Linked DNA regions of Homo sapiens: region 2 is linked to region 1. A link is a contact called in ENCODE Hi-C or POLR2A ChIA-PET data. All regions are on one chromosome and are shown on one strand. Each heading gives the region's core, a stretch centred on a gene start or an enhancer-like site at or near the end of the contact. The rest is flanking DNA. Distances are from core to core; before and after follow the strand shown.

What was found. Hi-C counts contacts between places; a loop is a spot of excess contacts on that map. ChIA-PET counts read pairs that join two places held with the same protein, here RNA polymerase II (POLR2A). Pooled maps may share reads with other maps.
Region 2: a loop to region 1 is called in a map of ovary, with 5 times the contacts of the local background. The contact joins two enhancer-like sites. A Hi-C loop is called at or near these places in 4 of 168 maps with a recorded cell type or tissue (B cell, CD14-positive monocyte, Caco-2 and 1 more), 5 of 37 single-sample maps with no recorded cell type and 15 of 50 pooled maps. POLR2A ChIA-PET finds 5 or more read pairs at or near these places in 1 of 52 experiments (B cell).

The regions. Positions count from the first base shown.
Region 1 is chr15:85,613,789-85,619,256 of GRCh38, reverse strand. All of the region lies in intron 8 of AKAP13 (A-kinase anchoring protein 13), which reads right to left. Among named protein-coding and RNA genes, the nearest start is that of LINC02883, 140 kb to the left of the region's middle. RefSeq lists an enhancer at 1,127-1,296 and silencers at 2,965-3,014, 3,075-3,124. Within about 2 kb of position 2,421, at least 5 of the 41 ENCODE cell types and tissues checked have a DNase peak (open chromatin) inside an H3K27ac peak, as active enhancers do.
Region 2 is chr15:85,476,923-85,482,390 of GRCh38, reverse strand. The region is part of intron 1 of AKAP13 (A-kinase anchoring protein 13); the gene reads right to left. Among named protein-coding and RNA genes, the nearest start is that of AKAP13, 99 kb to the right of the region's middle. RefSeq lists an enhancer at 610-769 and a silencer at 1,304-1,353. Within about 2 kb of position 2,995, at least 4 of the 41 ENCODE cell types and tissues checked have a DNase peak (open chromatin) inside an H3K27ac peak, as active enhancers do.

The DNA of each region.
Region 1 (5,468 bases), core at 1,172-3,671:
GAAAACCCAATTGCAGTTGTGGGAACATGATTCATCTACCGAGACGAAGAGAAAAACAAGGCTTCCTTTTCCAACCCGCTTCTTCTTCCTCCTCCTCCTCCTCCCACCCCTATGAAAAAGGCTCTGTCAGGCATTGCAAGATGCAGCTCAGTTCTTTGATGTCAGAGTAGTATGCTAATAAAGGAAGGGGGGTGTTATACTAAACACCACAAGCGTGTACAATGGACTTGTCGTGAGGTACAGAAAATTGAAACTACCCAAAGCATACACTATACCTCCCTGCCAAATGCAAAGCAATGATTTAACACGAGAAAAATGTCAGCCAAATATTGCAGTTATGTCTCTAGGATCGAGACGTGGCTATAAATGTGTCTGATAAAGTTTAAAAATTATCAAGAGTTAAGCTTTATTTTTGGGGAGGGAGAAGGGATGATGGAGTTGATTTAAAGAAAATGAAAAAGAAAAGGAGTGGAACAAAGGAGTTCTGTGTATGTTAATATTTGTTGCGACTAAGTATAGCTGCCTGGCTGGGACTTCTTCAGTGTTTCTATGCACACTAACTGGGTCTTGAATTGTGGGTCTGCTACTTCATTTGCCTGTTTTCTTACTATTCCAGACCCTTCTAGCCCCCCACTCTATCTAACATTCTCAGGGACAGACTTACTTCAGAATGCATTCTCTCACCTGAGACATTCTCTTACTTGGATCATGAATGATTTGGGAGGGAAAAGGATGAGGAACTGAGGGAAGCAAAAAGCAGAAAGGAGTGAAGAAACAAAAGAAAAAGGGATTAAAAAAAAAAAAGGATTTCTCTTTCTAGGAGCTGCTGACATTTTCCTTGAGTTGTCCAGAGTAGTCCTTAGCTAGGCTGTGAAAGCAGTGGCTCAAATACCACAACAGAAGGGGAGAGGAGAGATTTAACACCTACATTTCTGTTGACATTGCAAACAAAGTTGGTGAAAAGGTTTTTCAGGAGCTAAAAAACGGATATAGAAAAAGGGTATAGATGAGTTGCTGTGTCCTCAGGCCAGATATTCAAGTTGCTGACCAGCTTAAAGGAGGGAAATACAGCAAACCCTGCTAAGAAGACTGTAAACGTCTTCCTCAACTTTCTATTAATACACCCCAGCTACATACAGGCTTTATTCTGAAATAAAAGCCATAAGGTTTTATCTCCCTATTCCTCACTGGTTCATCCGAGGAATGAAGGCGGACAACCCCTCCCCTTCTCGTGCCCCAAGTGAGCCTTGGCTCTGTAGTGGTACCAACATGTGCAGTGAAACAGATGTTGCTTTTCATTACAAATGAGGCTACAAAACAGTAGAAACAAGACGATTTGACAGAGATTTAAAAGTTGTAAATAAAATTCTTGCTCAGGCTTATCAAAAGCATGGGAACTTGACCAGAGATTTACAAATACTTCCAAACTATGTGGTCTAGGGCACAGACAGAAAGAGCCTTTAGGCTTGAATGTATAGATAAACTGATACTTTATTATCTTTTCTGTAAAAGCTTTCACCAAGCTAGAATGTAGAACTCGCCCTTCTTCTTTTTTTGAACACAGAGCTGCCTCCCCTCTGTCCTCAATATGGTTTGTTCCTCACTGCCACTCCCTTCTGTTTTAATTAGAATCAAATGATTCCTGCTTCCAAGGTTCCCAGGCATCTGTCTCTCTAGGGATCAGAGATGGTTTAATCACCATTAAAACCCTCCTACCGGCTGGGCGCGGTGGCTCACGCCTGTAATCCCAACACTTTGGGAGGCCAAGGCAAGCAGATCATGAGGTCAAGAGATCCAGATCGTGGCCAACATGGCGAAACCCCCATCTCTACTAAAAATACAAAAATTAGCCAGGCATGTTGGCACATGCCTGTAGTCCCAACTATTCAGGAGGCTGAGGCAGGAGAATCGTTTGAACCTCGGAGGCGGAGGTTGCAGTGAGCCAAGATCGCGCCACTGCACTCGAGCCTGGCAACAGAGCAAGACTCCGCCTCAAAAAACAAAAAACAAAAACAACAACAACAACAAAAAAGCTTTTCTACCCTATCCCTGTCCAGTGACTTACATGCAGATAATTTATAACAATGTAACAGATATTTTGTGACTTCTAGTGGAGGCAAGCAAAATAAATAGGTAACAAGGTGTCTGTCTTCAGGAAGTTTTTAGGAGAGAGAAACTTGTTTCAAAATAATATAATTTTCTGAAAGAGCCTAGATTACTGTTTGAGACATAAAGACTAACCTTTTTATTTCTAACTTCTGGCTTTGTGCCACAGGCTGGAAAGCTAGATTTCCTGCTCTTTCTGCATATTAAAGGACAATTCCTTACATATTCTGTTCCTTGTTGGAGGACAAATACCCTGGGTGGGAAACAAATGCTCTGGGTGGAAAAAAGAGTCTGTGTTGCTTTCCCCTCTGGATCTGCTCAGCACTCCCCAACAGAAGACAGAATCTGCAGTCTTGTGCTTTTGCAGTTGATGTGACAATTCCAAGTTTTTATCAAAAACATCTGGAACCATTGAACAGTAATTCTGCCAGGATTTTGAAATACAGCAACCAATCATTTCATATCTAAACCAGAGCTGAGAGTTACAAATTTAAAGGAGGTTCTGAGTTTATTTCCCTTTTCTTTTAATTTGGGGAACCTGTAGTAAAATATTTTATTATTTACAGCCATACTACTTAACAGTAGTTACTTACAGTATTAATTGTCTTTCCTTTCTTTCTGCAGCCTCCATCCTGCCCTCTATCCACACAAATGGTCCCAGATTCTTTAAAAACAACCAGTGCTTTTAATCTGTCTCATGCCACAGGGCCAACATGCAATTATTAAAGATTCCAGAAAATGAAATATAAAAATATTTTATACATCTTAATTTAGCTATAGCATTTGTGTTCATGAATTAAATTTTCATTTGATTTACTTAACTACAAGATCTAGCACCTTACCAAATTGTTTAAGCATTCTTATGGGTCAACACTGTGGCTGCTTTAGTTCCAGTTAGGGCAGAAGCCCATCTGGAGTCTCACAGCAAAGTTTCTGAATTAGGACACCACCTAGTGGGGGATGCTGAAGACCCAAACAGAACACCAAAGGCCAGTGAATATTTTTGTGGGGGTGTGGGGATAGGGGTAGGGCTCATCTTCTGCTACTATGTATTTTTTCCTGAAACCCCAAAGTGAACATAAAGTAGCAGCATGTGAATGGACACTGGTTAATGACTCATCAATGATCAATTTTACTCTCTGCAGAGAACACAAGGTACTAAGTGAAAATCAAGGGTTCTTTGTCTTCCTAGGTGTGCCATTATCTCACTGAGCAACTTGGGAGATACTAGTTTGACCCTCTGGACCAAGATTTCCAGAATGGAAAAATTAGAGATTCAACGCTAGGTCATATCTGAAGATCCTTCTTGCTCTAATATTATATACTGCCAGTCTGAGACTAGGAAGTTATCACATGCCATATAGTTCATGGGATACGGTAGTTTCAGAGGAGAAAGAAAAAGGAATTGAGACATTCTCTTAAAACTTGCAGAAAACATTATTCCTGCATAATGACACTTTCTACCTTTGTTCTTCACATGAAATGGGAAGGAAGGAAAAGTTTACCACAGTCAACAATTTTCATTAATCTAAACTTAAATATAGTGATCCATCCAGAGTTACACATATGTTGGTGGTAAAATGTATTAGAATACAGATAAAACATTTAGCCTCCACTTGAGCAACTCCTGTCTGCTTAGATAATAGACTGCTTCAAATAAGACAAATGAATATTTGAGAGGTGAAAGAAGAAAATACTTTACAATGGCTGCAAAGGATCGTCTCCAATTAGGCTTTCCTTGTACTATGGCTCCAGGAGAAGCAGGTCTACTGTTCCCTCCTAGCATTCACTAACATACAGATTTGAAGATTACAAGACAGTAAAAGGGTAAAGGAGAAGGAGAGACCTAGAAGGCTATAACCACCATTTCTTTTCAAATTAGTAGCAAGCAGTAGCCAACAGCTCCTTTCCTTAACCCTTTACTATCTTTGCAAGAAGAAAACTTAAGACAATTTAACTGGCAGCAGCTAACTGACAATAATAGCAACAATTAAAATAACAACAAACTAATATGGAACAATATAAGAAAAAAGTATCTTCGTAAACTTGTGCTCTTTACAGGAACAAGGTCTCATGGATCATACACACAAATGTTAAATTCTACTAAAATTACCAACAGCTTTGTGAAATAAAAGGAGGGAGGAAGGAAGAAAGGGAGATGGCAGAATCAAAATTTCAGTTGGGAAAAAGTGACAGGATAGTTTAATCTTGAGGACAAGTCTTCTGGAGCAAGATTTATTAACCACAACATTTACTGAATACCTCCTGTTTGCCAGGTGCTTCCACAGGTACAATTTCATTGATTCCTCATAAAAACCTGTAAGGTGAAATTTTACTGTCTATTTTACAGATGAGGAAAAGTAGCACTTAGAATTTAAGTCAGTTATATAACATCACACAGCTAATAAAACAGATTTGCTTTAAACTCAGTTGTGTAAATCAGTCTTTCCACTACATCTAATTTTGCCACTTGATAAATCCCCCAAGAAATGAAACTATAACAGAGAAAAGTTAGTATTTGAGGAAAGAAAACTTGGGATTCATTACTCATAATCAATATCCCTACATTTGATTTTACATAAATGCTAAAGGACAGAAAAAGATGTTTTTTAAAAAATAAAAATGCCAAGTGATTCTTAATTTTACATTAAACGGACTCAACTTCTCTGCCAACATTTCAATATTTGACATTCCACTTTTTAAAAGTTTCTCTCTATAGTAATATCTTACAAAAATAGAATGAACAAACCAAACATACAGACTAAAAGATCTCTGGATATTGCTACCCAAGTCTTCCTGAAAATGAACAGATACACTGATCTGGCTTTTCTCTTTGGAGCAAACATTCATTATTTCTTTTGGCAGCATTTCAGATATTTAAAGATGGCCGTCGTGCTTCACCACCCTCTTCAGGCTTCTCTTTCGAATCATGATTCCCACAACGGCTCCTCAGACAACAGAATACCTGAGTGCTCTCTAGTTAGTGTACTTCTTGTGATGTGGATGCCCCAAACAAAATCCTCTGACATGGTGCACACTGGGATAACTAAGATCAAATTGGTTTTCTTGACACACATATTACACCGCTAGAAGAATAAGTTTATTGTGAAATAAACTTACTTCCCATATATTTTCTTTCAGTGTGACTTACAGTATCAGGTCTCCTTTAAACTATAATCTTGTGATTTTGTTTTAAAACCTACTTTATAGCTTTCTGTATAGATATATTCTCTCAAATAAATTCTCATTTGTTTTAAAGTTATCATTTTAGCCTTAAGAGAGTATAGTGAACCTAAATTCCATCACTGAAGTAACAGCTGTTTCTCCAAACTCTGTATCATTCATAAATCTGAAGAGCAAGG
Region 2 (5,468 bases), core at 1,746-4,245, 140 kb after region 1:
GGTAACACAGGTAAATAAAACATTAAAATAAATAGTTTTCACACAGTAACAAATTCTATAGAGAAAAATAAAACAGAAGAAGGAATAGCAAATGAGGGAGATGCCCTTTAAAACATGGTGCTGAGGGAAGGCCTCCCTGAGAAGATATCATTTACCCCAAAAATAAAAAAGCAAGTAATAGAAATAACAGCTAAAAGGTGTTCTAGACACTTAAACCTGCCACAACATTGAGAACTCAGGGTTCTGATGCAAAACCTCGCTGCATATAATGCATTAACTTATTTTATACATTTAAACAAACTCTACTTAAGAACTGAGTTCTAAAGGGAGGAGCATATTACAGGAAGGCAGTTTTTGGTCAGAGTAAACACACTTAAAAACTAAACCTACTGAAAGACCAAGAACAACTGAAAGTCTTTGCTTTGTCAGTAGATTTTTTTACCAAAATGAAAATTAAAGAAACACATCATGCCCATCCAATGATTTCACCAAGGAATTTTAAGAGAGAAAATCCTACTTCTTCCTCACCCAGTAGCCAGTGAAATGACTGAGCAAATTCACAAGTTCACTGAGGCTGCTTTCATGTAACACAGGGACAATACATGACAGACACAGTGGAACCCTACAGGTTGCCTAGTATTTAAAGACTGTGAAGAGGAGGAAATGTCAAAATTCAAAGTCTTAAATGATGTGGTTTTAAGTATGTTCAGCAATTTCACCACTCAGTAGTAAAGCCAGCTACAGTTGAAAGGAATCAGAAATTTGAGGGGTGTGAAATAAGCAGAAGCACAGAAGTTAAGAATTTGTATTCTTCCCACATTTTCCACTTTATTTTATACTGATGAGAAAAAACAAATTTAATAGTTTTCTGCTGTATAAAAGAGACACATTCACTTTATGTCAAAATAAGAGTCACTCAATTTTAATACAACTATCTCAATTTATAAATTAACATTCTCCCCCACTGACCACACACAGTAAGTCTCTTCTGGTGTTGTTGATTAGAGAAGCAAAAGTTGCTGCTACAATTCTCTTCCTACATTTTAATATAAACAATCATCAGTCTTTTCTTCATAAAGTGCAGTGTGGACACCATCATCAGAATGTACCAGCGCTGGGTGTGCAAAGTTTACAAAGATCAGCAATAGCAAAAGTTTGGAGATTTTTGAAATTCATGCTGCTGCAAAGAACTATGTAAAAACCACTCACTATAGAGGACCACAGAGAAACTCAGGCATGAAGTTATATGGCTGTGTGATTGGTTTGGGAAAAGGAACAGAAAGCATTTCCACCAACCCGTATGTCTGAACAAATGACTGCAAAACCTCAGAAGCTACGAAAATGTTTATATACTAACCAAATACCTCTTAATAAGCCAGAGAAACAGTGTGTCTCCTTAGGACAGACGCGGTGGCACACGCCTGTAATCCCAGAATTTTGGGAGGTCAAGGCAGGCTGATCACTTCAGATAAGGAGTTTCAGACCATCCTGGCCAACATGGTGAAACTATACATGTCCCTACAAAAAATACAAAAATTAGCCGGGTGTGGTGGCGGGCACCTGTAATCCCAGTTTCTGGGGAGGCTGAGGCATGAGAATCGTTTGAACCTGGGAGGTGGAGGTTGCAGTGAGCCCAGATTGCACCACTGCACTCCAGCCTGGGCAACAAGAGAGAAACTCTGTCTCAAAAAAAAATAAGAAGAAAGAAATGGTGTGTCTCTATCCAACAGCTTTATACATCTCACAGATATTTTCAGCTTAACCCCCCCACCCCCACCACCTACATCTCAATACAGGAAAGTAATAGGGTGCCATACAATATTCTCTAGACAATAAATCAAATTCAATCCCAAGTCCTCTACAATTAACTGTATTACCTTGAGCAAGTCACTTAACTTGTCTGAATCTTCATCTCCTTATGTGCAGAAAGAGCATAATAATGCTTCCTATACTGTGGGGTTACTGGAAGAGATGATCCAGGTAAAGTATTAAAGCACACTGACAGGCACATAGCAGAAGCCAATGCTTCTCCCTCTTGCAGAGTTCCTGAGTCTCAATGGAGACTAACCCCACATAAGATACTTTGAAATCCATAAATGGCTAAATGAAAGGCTTCAGATACTCAGAGACGCCTTTCTGGTAACTTCTTAAAATACGCTGGTGGGTAAACTACAATTCTAAAATATAATACAATAATCATAGAAAAGAATCTGGAGGAACGAACACCAAAATGTTAAGTGTACATATCTCTGGAGATTACAGGAAATTTTCATCCCTAAATAATCTGTTTCTTAATTGTAACTATTCAAATAATGAACAGATATTACTTTTTAATCAGGAAGAAAACATTATACACAGCATGTCTGTTTTAAAGTCCCTTGTCATTCAATACATCACAACTGTACTGGAAATAAGTAAAAAGACACTGTTTCCTAAATGTGTAAAACTGAAGACATCCACAATCTTTACCAAAAGTCCCTAGAACCAATAAAAAAAAATTAAAATGAGAATGTATCCAGATGTACATTAACATCAATCAAATTCACTATTCTTTAGCCACACCTACACATGCTACAAGAGAAGCCTTTAACAAGCGCTCCACCATTAATGACATGTCCCTAAAAAGGGGGGTGGGGAGTCACAGGCCCAACATCATATAACAAACTGGAAACCCTTCTGTACCTGTTAACTTGGTGATCTCAGCATATTTTCTAAGGACCAGCTGTCCAGGTCTGACATACCTACCACATCAATTGACAGGGTTTTTGTCACTCTCAACAGGGAAGCTTCCAAATCCACAAAAAAATAGGAGGGGGCAGATCACCCCTACATCTGCTCCCAGTCCCAACAGGCAGACAGCAGCTGTCTGGGACTCAGCCAAGTATAAATAGAGCATTTTTACCTGCAGGGTACTTCCATGGCACAATGTGCTTCAAATGAATTTCCATGGCCAGGGATCCTGCTAAGACTGGGCTACAGTCAATCCTTCAAAACCCACAAAAATTTCGAGTGAGGGTTAACATGGAAATGACAATGCATACTTTGGATTCTTGTAAAAGAGTCAATGTTCAGCTCTTCCTCCAGGAAAATAACAGGATCCAAAAACTCTTTCCTTCAACCCACGGAGCCTGGGCTGGTGGCTATAAAAATGTTATGCCCTGGTTGGGGAGGCTGGGAATATGAGCTAGAAATTCTGAACAACGGAAGAAGACCAGGATACAAAAAGTAAATACGCTTTTCCTGTTGAAGATGCCAAGTTCTATCAAAAAAGTAAAATACCACATGGGCCAAATATATTTCCTGAATAAGGGACTGAGGAAGTCTTACAAGACCCTCATGAATGCTTTACTTTTGTTTGCAGCTACATTAATAATTGAGCAGTTAGTTTTAAGCAGCGATTCTTGAACCTTAGTACACATGAACATCAGTTTAAGGCCTTGTTAAATAAGGCTGATTCTCATTCCCAGGACCAGAAAGAGTAGAAATCGGGAGACCAAATCTGGTGATCCTTTGCTCTGGAATCATGACCCACACTTCGGGAAATGATGTTAAGACTCATAATATGTGTCTGATTCTCATACGGAACAGTTAGCCCTGCTCTGCCCCACTATCATATGATGGTACTTACTAGCCACCAAGACAAAACACAAAGCACTGAGCCCAAATGGGTAAGGCGAGGGGTTGGGAGTGGGACAAAGGAGGCAGGCATGACATGAAGGAAATGAAGAGTCTAACACAGGGTAACATTCAACAGTAAAACAAAAGAACATAGCAAATTAAAACAACAGCAACGACAAAACAGTAACACCCACGTTCACTCATTTAATTTATTCTTTATCAACGCTGGATTACCCAAAAGGCATAAATGATCCTGAGTTTGGGCCAAACACATGCACAAACACCAAATCAATGTAATTATCATGGAAAAAAAATCAGAACTCTTACAATAATGAAATACAAATAATTTAAAATAGTAAGTTAAATGTAGTTTTAAAAAATCAGAACTCTGACATCCTTATAATCATTTTAGAGTTTATTTGAAAGTTGTGTAGGAGAGTACACTATAATCTTTTCCGTGTTTAGGTTATCTTTTTCTTGACATATATTTATAATATGTGCCTGGCACATAAAAACTCAATAAAGGGAGATAATTTCACATTTCTGAGCCCCTAAAATATTACATGTACTAAGTTATTGAGCTTTAGCAATAAATAATATGTGGTTCCTACCACTTTAGTAAAGGGTCATATGTATGTAAACAGATATTACAGTATGATGAGCACAATAATAAAAATGTTACAAGGATCAGGAAGGAGCAATAAACTCTCTAGAAGATGGGGGGTCCAGACAGAGATTACTGGAAGAAGCAAACCATGGGGAAAGTTCCACCAAGTGGACACAGGAGGAGAAGCACAGGATAGAAGGAACAGCACGCGCCAGATATGACAGCACAGTGAGTAGCTGAGAACTACAAAGATGAATAGGAAGTGCACGCAGGGGATCGTGGGGAAGGAGTCACAAGAGGCATCCAGGTCAATCCACATACCTCAAAGTTGCCCAGCCTTAGAAACAGAGGCAGGGAGAGAGAAGAAAATACATAAACCACTGTGACACAGCTCCATACTAAAGAAATCTCAGCCATTATACAAGGGAAAAATAAATGTGTTGCAGCTAAATGGGGAAAAAAGAAATCATGGCCCTATAATGGCAGTGGTATCAACAAAGCTCTGCCTTTTTTTTTTTTTTTTTTTTTCCTTTTTTTAAGCTCAGTTCAAATTTCTGTTCATTCACAACTGCAGGTTCAAAGATTCACAAAAAGCAGCACTGGAAAAAGTTTGTAATTGTGTAGCGTAAACTCAAACCCAGACACAGCAAGGATCTGTTGGGGGCCCCAGCCAACAGGGCCAGGCCAGACTCCCACCATGACTTCCCTGAGGTGCAGCAAACAACAGCTGGTGCCCCATCAATTTACACCAGCCTCTGGAGTTTCTTAATCCCAATCCCAAATTACAAGAACTTACAGGTAGAAGGGGTCTTGGAAGTAGCCCAGATCATTCTTCTTCCCCAAGGAGGACTCACTGCCAATGTGCCTGTCTCTGCTTGTAGACTTGAGCACCAGGGCCTTATCACCCTGAGAAAATCTCTCTATGCCCCACTCGCACCTCTGACTCAACCTTCCTAAAATGCTATTTTCATTCTGTAGCACCCTCTCTGCCTTCACAGAAGTAAGTAATCTTTTAGAACAGTTCTTTTGGGATACCAGTGCCTTTACTTTAGGGAGTTCTAGGGCATGGCACTCAAATAGTAACCTACCATGACTCGAGAAAGGGAGAGAAAAGCATAAACATAAAATGTGATCACAGTTTTGGGAACACATTTAACCCACCTTAGTTTTCCTAGAGCTTCCAACCTCCAGAGCTTAAAGATGGAGCCCTGTACTCTGGGACCCATATTCCTAAATGCTGCAT